Regions from separate parts of the Homo sapiens genome. Here region 1 is linked to region 2. A link is a contact called in ENCODE Hi-C data. All regions are on one chromosome and are shown on one strand. Each heading gives the region's core, a stretch centred on a gene start or an enhancer-like site at or near the end of the contact. The rest is flanking DNA. Distances are from core to core; before and after follow the strand shown. Region 1 holds the start of LINC03112 (long intergenic non-protein coding RNA 3112). Region 2 has its middle 320 kb from the start of DHRSX.

Region 1 (3,066 bases), core at 396-2,895, 430 kb before region 2:
AGAGGGAGTAAGAGAGAGAGAGGAGAGAGAAAGAGGGGGAGAGAGGAGATAGAGGAGAGAAAGAGGAGAGGGAGGAGAGGGGGGAGAGAGAGAGGAGATAGATGAGAGAGGCGGGAGAGAGACAAGAGAGAGAGGAGAGAGAAGGAGAGAGTGAGGAGATAGAGAGAGGAGAAAGGCGAGAGACAAGAGAGAAGGAGACAGGAGAGAGAGAGATGGGAGAGAGAAAAGAGGAGAGAGAGGAGAGGAGAGAGAGAGGAGAGAGGAGAGGAGAGAGAGACGAGAGAGAAAAGGAGAGAAAGAAGAGGGGGAGAGAGAGAAGAGGGGGAGAGAGAGAAAAGGGGAGAGAGGAGAGAGGTGAGAGAGAGGCGAGAGAAAGAGGAAAGAGGGGAGAGAGAGGGAGAGAGGAGAGTGAGGAGAGAGAAAAGCGAGAGAAAGAAGAGAGAGAAGAGAGAGAGGGAACAGGAGAGAAGAGAGAGAGAGGAGAGGAGAGAGAGAGGAAGAGGGAGAGAAGAGGAGAGAGAGAAAGGAAAGAGAAGAGAGGAGAGACAGAAAGAGAAGAGAGACTGCAGTATCCATAAGATCCATAAGAACGTCACCAGGGTTGGGGGGGAATCGGATGCCACCTCTTCCCCAGGTTCCCCTAAATTTAAGAGTTTGCGATTCTGCAAACTGTAGAAGGAAAATTAAAACTTGGAACCCCAGTTCACTCTGCCAAAATAATTAATAATAATAATAATAAAGCTGGAAGCTGAGTCAGGCAGGAAGCTGTCTTTCCTTCTGTTCCCAAGCAGACAGTGCAATAACTCTCTGTTGACCTTATCTTAGTAAAGTGCCAATTTAGTGAGCGCAAGACAAATACATAATTGACTATTCTACCTGCTGCTTTTCTTTTGCAACAGGTGAATTCGGTAAAATGAGCCTTCCTCCTTCTTTCCCCTCCAGCGTGCTTTCCCCCTTTAAATACCGAAGCTCTCAATAGTATCTTTGGAGAAAGGCATAGACCCGTCTCCCGGGCTCCTTCCTGATCTTCGCCGAATCAACTCAAAAGGATTGGGACTTGTCCCAGATACTTTTTGGTTTACGAAAGAAACGCTGGCTTTTTCCTCTGAAACGGCTCCCACCTGGCCCCAGGAAGAGCGCTGGGGAGAAAGTGGGCGCCTCCTCCGGACCTGGGTCCCCGTGGGCACAGCGCGTCCCGCCGGGCACGGAAGAGGGGCCGGGTGTCCCCGCGGGGCGCCCCGCCCCTGCACCCCACATCCCCAGGCGGATCCCCAGGCCCAGCCCGCGCCACCCCCCGCGTCCTCCCACCCGGATCCCGCCGCTCGCTCACCGGGGCGGCCACCAGACGGCGGAGCAGGCCGAGGAGCCGCAGCGCCAGCACGGCCCCGCGCGCCACGGCGCGCCCAAGGCGAGCAGAGATCGTCCGCGAGTGCAGCGCGCGGGCGAAGGCGGCGGGACGGAACCTCCCCCACGGGCCGGGTGGGGCGGAGCCCGCGGAGGACTCGAAGGGGTTGGGTGAGGGGAGCAGCCCTGCAAACTCAGCCCAGGCTGCGCCTGCCCCGCCCCGCCCCACCCCGGCCTCCACTGGCGCACGGAAGGGGAGGGAACGCCGGGCCCGGGGAGGGGACAGAGGAGGGGGCGGGCGGAGGTGGCTCGGGCCGCGCCGAGGGGACCACGGGACGCCCTCCTTCCCTTCTCAGGAAACTGTGAGTGCCCCCCGCCCACAAGCCCGTCGCCAGGATGCCGCCAACTAGAGCAAAGTGAAACCCCCAACATTCTCGGGAAAGTGCGGGTCCCTCCCTCTCTACAGCCCCTTAAATGCACGCCCCAGGGCGGCCCCTACCTGGAGCCAAGAGAAACCGCTGCCCTTCTTGGAGAGGTGTGGGCCTCTCCGCGCCCGCCCTTGCTGTCCCCTCTCTGTTCCTAACAGGCACCCCCCCCAGGCAGCCCCAACGGGGAGGAAATGAAACTCTTCCTGCTCCTCTGCTCGGAAAACTATGGGGCCCCCTTCCAGCTGCTCACGGGGCGCTCAGGGCGATCCCCAAGGGGTGCAAAGTGCAATCCCCTCCCTGCTTAGAAAGGCGTAGGCCTTGACAGGCAGCCACGGCCCCTGGTCCTTTCTGGAGCGTCCGAGCTGGGGGCGCTCAGTGGTGAAAGATGGCGGGGGTGGGGGGCTTTGAGACACACTGCGGATACCCGCTCTGCGCGGGACCAAGGACGTTCTGCCGCAAGCTCAGAGACAGGGTTGGGAGTGAGGACTTGTGGTCGTGGTTTGGGGTTGGGGGTAAGACCCCTATCTGGGTCGCCTGGCTGAGTCCTGGTCCTTGGCGACTCACCCCAGCAGGCTGCGTCAGGGGCCCTTCGGTAACACTGGTCTTGTGCTGTCTCAGGCCTGCGGGTGACTCCGTCTCTCCCCAGGCCACCTGTGCCCCTGGATCAGACACAGGCAAGGCCAGAGGGGCTGGCCCCGCACCCTGGGGCCCACCTCAGGGGTTTGAGGAATGCAGCAGTCTAACTATGCACTCCACTCCTGGAGGCAGAATCATTTTTCTTTTTTCTTTCTTTTTTTTTTTTTTTTGGTCTTTGCTTCATCCTGAACCTGCCTGGGATAATGACGTGATGGCTGGAGTCCCAGCAGCCAGTTCGAAGCAGGAAGTCTCCTACAGGATAGAAGTTGTCTGTGTGTTGTTTGTTTGTTTATTTGTTTGTTTTGAGATGGAGTCTTGCTCTGTGGCCCAGGCTGGAGTGCAGTGGCACAATCTTGGCTCACTGCAACCTCCGCCTCCCGGGTTCAAGTGATTCTCCTGCCTCAGCCTCCCCAGTACCTGGGATTACAGGCATGCACCACCATGCCAGGCTACTTTTTGTATTTTTAGTAAAGACAGGGTTTCACCTTGTTGGCCAGGCTGGTCTCGAACTCCTGACCTCATGATCCGCCCACCTCGGCCTCCCAAAGTGCTGGGATTACAGGCATGAGCCACCGCACCCGGCCAGAAGTTGTATTCTAAGCATGGCAGAACACGTTGAGCAAAGGTATCAGGGTGGCTGATGATACAGCAGGACGGC
Region 2 (2,914 bases), core at 12-2,511:
ATAGATGATAATAGGCAGATAGACGATAGATCGATAGATACATAGATGATGCATAGAGAGATCATGGATAGATAGCTATGTAGATAGATGATAGAGAAATAGATGGATAGATAGATAATGCATAGCTAGATAGGCAGATACGTAGGTAAATAGATAAATGGATAGACAGGTAGATGATAGATACAGGTGTAAATGCAGGTAGATGTGAGTGTGGATGTGGAATTAGACGTAGGCATACTCGCAGACATGAATATAGCCAGAGAATGTTGAGAGCCAAGAAGAAAGCTGAAGGAAGGTACCGGAGAGAAGCTTCTAGAGAGTGGTGAGAGAAGGTGAGGGAAGGGTTGACCCTGAAGCCAAAGACCCTCTTGATGAGAAGGTGAGGGCCACACGGATATGGGGGTAGTGAGAGGAGAGTATTCCAATCAGAGGGAACAGCACACACAAAGACCCCGAGGCAAGAACTGACGTAGCGATTCCAGGAGCGAGGGAGGGCACTGTGGCCGAATCCAAGAGTCACCCCTGCATGTCAGGGCCTTGGGCTGAATTTCATTCCAGGAGCCGGAGGAGGCGGAGGTGCTGGAGCAGCGGACTGACATTGCCCAGTTTGGACAGGGCATCTAAGCATCTGGGAATTGAGGGTAACACGAGGCATGAACAGTGAGGAAGGAAAGGCAAACTGTTGGGGTGCGGCTGAGAGTAGAGAGACCAGATAAAAAGGAGGGAAGGGCCGGGCGCGGTGGCTTACGCCTGTAATCCCAGCACTTTGGGAGGCCGAGGCGAGTGGATCACAAGGTCAGGATGTAGCAGGACGAGCTGCAGACAAAACCTCTCAGACACCGAGTTGCAGAAGGAAGGGCTTTATTCAGCTGGGAGCATTGGCAAGCTACTGCCTTAAAATCTGAGCTCTCCGAATGCACAATTTCTGTCCCTTTTAAGGGCTCACAACACTAAAGATTTTACATGAAAGGGTCATGATTGATTTGAGCAGGCAAGGGGTACGTGACAGGGGCTGCATGCACCTGTGGTCAGAGAGAAACAGAACGGGCAGGGAGTTTCACAGTGTTCTTCTATACGATGTCTGGAATCTATGAATAACATCGGTTTCTAAGTTATGAGTTGATTTTTAACTACTGGGTTTAGGGCCGGCAGCCCCAGGCCTGGTTTCAGGCCTGGCGCCGGGCTGCCTGTCTTTGGTTTTACTTCCTTGTTGTTTCTTCTTAAAACAGGTGCTGAGTATATAAAACAATATGAGAGGGTCTCTCTCTTCCTTCAAGGAGATCGAGACCATCCTGGCCAACATGGTGAAACCCTGTTTCTACTAAAAATACAAAAATTAGCCAGGCGGGGTGGCAGGTGCCTGTAGTCCTAGCTACTCAGGAGGCTGAGGCAGGAGAATCGCTTGAACCCAGAAGACGAAGGTTGCAGTGAGCTGAGATCGTGCCGCTGCACTCCAGCCTGGTGACAGAGAGAGACTCCATCTCAAAAAAAAAAAAAAGGGAAGTTGGTTGCTTAGGGGAGGGAACAGAAATTGGAGCCCCGTGGCTGAGTCTTTCGACCACCCTGGGGGCATCACGCATTTCTGGAGCCTCCAGGCATTTGATGATGGAGCTATACAGGATGTGTGTGTGTGTGTGTGTGTGTGTGTGTGTGTGTGTGTGTGTGTGTAGCTTCTGACCTCCCTGAAGCTGCAGGGAGTGTCTTACACACAGAGGGGCTTGTAGCCAGCTTGGCATGAGTTCAGATCCCAGTGAGATACATGATAAAATGACCAGCGCAACCTGATACCGTATCAGGTTGGGATGATTTTCTTTTCTTGTTTTCTTTTTTTTTTCTTTTAATTCTACTTTAAGTTCTGGGGTACGTGTGCAGAACGTGCAGGTTTGTTACGTAGGTATGCACGTGCCATGGTGGTTTGCTGCACCCATCAACCCATCATCTACATTAGGTATTTGTCCTAATGCTCTCCCTCCCCTAGCCTCCCACCTCCCCGGCAGGCCCTAGTGTGTGATGTTCCCCTCCCTGTGTCCATGTGTTCTCATTGTTCAACTCCCACTTATAAGTGAGAACATGCAGTGTTTGGTTTTCTCTTCCTGTGTTGGTTTCTGGAGAAGGATGGTTTCCACCTTCATCCATGTCCCTGCAAAGGACATGAACTCATCCTTTTTTATGGCTGCATAGAATTCCATGCTGTGTATGTGCCACATTTTCTTTATCCAGTCTACCATTGATGGGCATTTGGGTTGGTTCCAAAGTCTTTGCTATTGTGAACAGTGCCACAATAAACATACGTGTGCATGTGTCTTTATAGCAGCATGATTTATAATCCTTTGGGTATATACCCAGTAATGGGATGGCTGGGTCAAATGGTCTTTCTGGTTCAACGTCCTTGAGGAATCGCCACACTGTCTTCCACAATGGTTGAACTAGTTAACACTCCCACCAACAGTGTAAAAGCGTTCCTGTTTCTCCACATCCAGGCTGGGAGGATGTTCATTCACAGCTTCCACCTGAAGGACCACGTGGCCTCTCATCAACGATGTGACATCACTAGCCAGAGTTCTCGAAACGGCAACGTGCTTGTGGAGGCGTGCAACGCTGCATGAAGGAACCCACAGATGAGGACCAGTGACCTCATTTGGTAACGTGGACAGAAGGTGGCAATGACTTGAGAGGGAGGGATTCCCTCCACATCGGATAACTGAGGAGCAAAAGATGGAGGAGGAATCCAGCAGTGTAGGATGTCTGCGCCAGAAGGCAGCTTCGGAATCAGCCAGGTCAAGCGACGGTCGACAGGACCACCTAGAGAGAGAAACAAGGTTGAATCATACCTGCTATTTTCCACCTGCCTGACCCTGCACAGGTTATTAAACCACCCCATGCACCAGTTTTCCATTCTGTGCTGGGGTAACAA

What was found. A loop is a pair of places that touch in the nucleus more often than their neighbours do. Pooled maps may share reads with other maps.
Region 1: a loop to region 2 is called in a map with no recorded cell type, with 4 times the contacts of the local background. The contact joins the promoter of LINC03112 here to the enhancer-like site in region 2. A Hi-C loop is called at or near these places in 1 of 168 maps with a recorded cell type or tissue (OCI-LY7), 23 of 37 single-sample maps with no recorded cell type and 6 of 50 pooled maps.

Annotation. Positions count from the first base shown.
Region 1 is chrX:2,607,746-2,610,811 of GRCh38, reverse strand. LINC03112 (long intergenic non-protein coding RNA 3112) reads left to right here and starts at 1,645. Exons shown (of 2, transcript XR_001755779.3): 1 at 1,645-1,706. It overlaps MIR6089 (microRNA 6089), which reads right to left and starts at 1,621; the gene lies at 1,558-1,621. It also overlaps the pseudogene CD99P1. RefSeq lists an enhancer at 1,750-2,274.
Region 2 is chrX:2,177,403-2,180,316 of GRCh38, reverse strand. No RefSeq gene overlaps it. Among named protein-coding and RNA genes, the nearest start is that of DHRSX, 320 kb to the left of the region's middle. Within about 2 kb of position 1,261, at least 3 of the 41 ENCODE cell types and tissues checked have a DNase peak (open chromatin) inside an H3K27ac peak, as active enhancers do; they include OCI-LY7, where a contact is called at or near this core.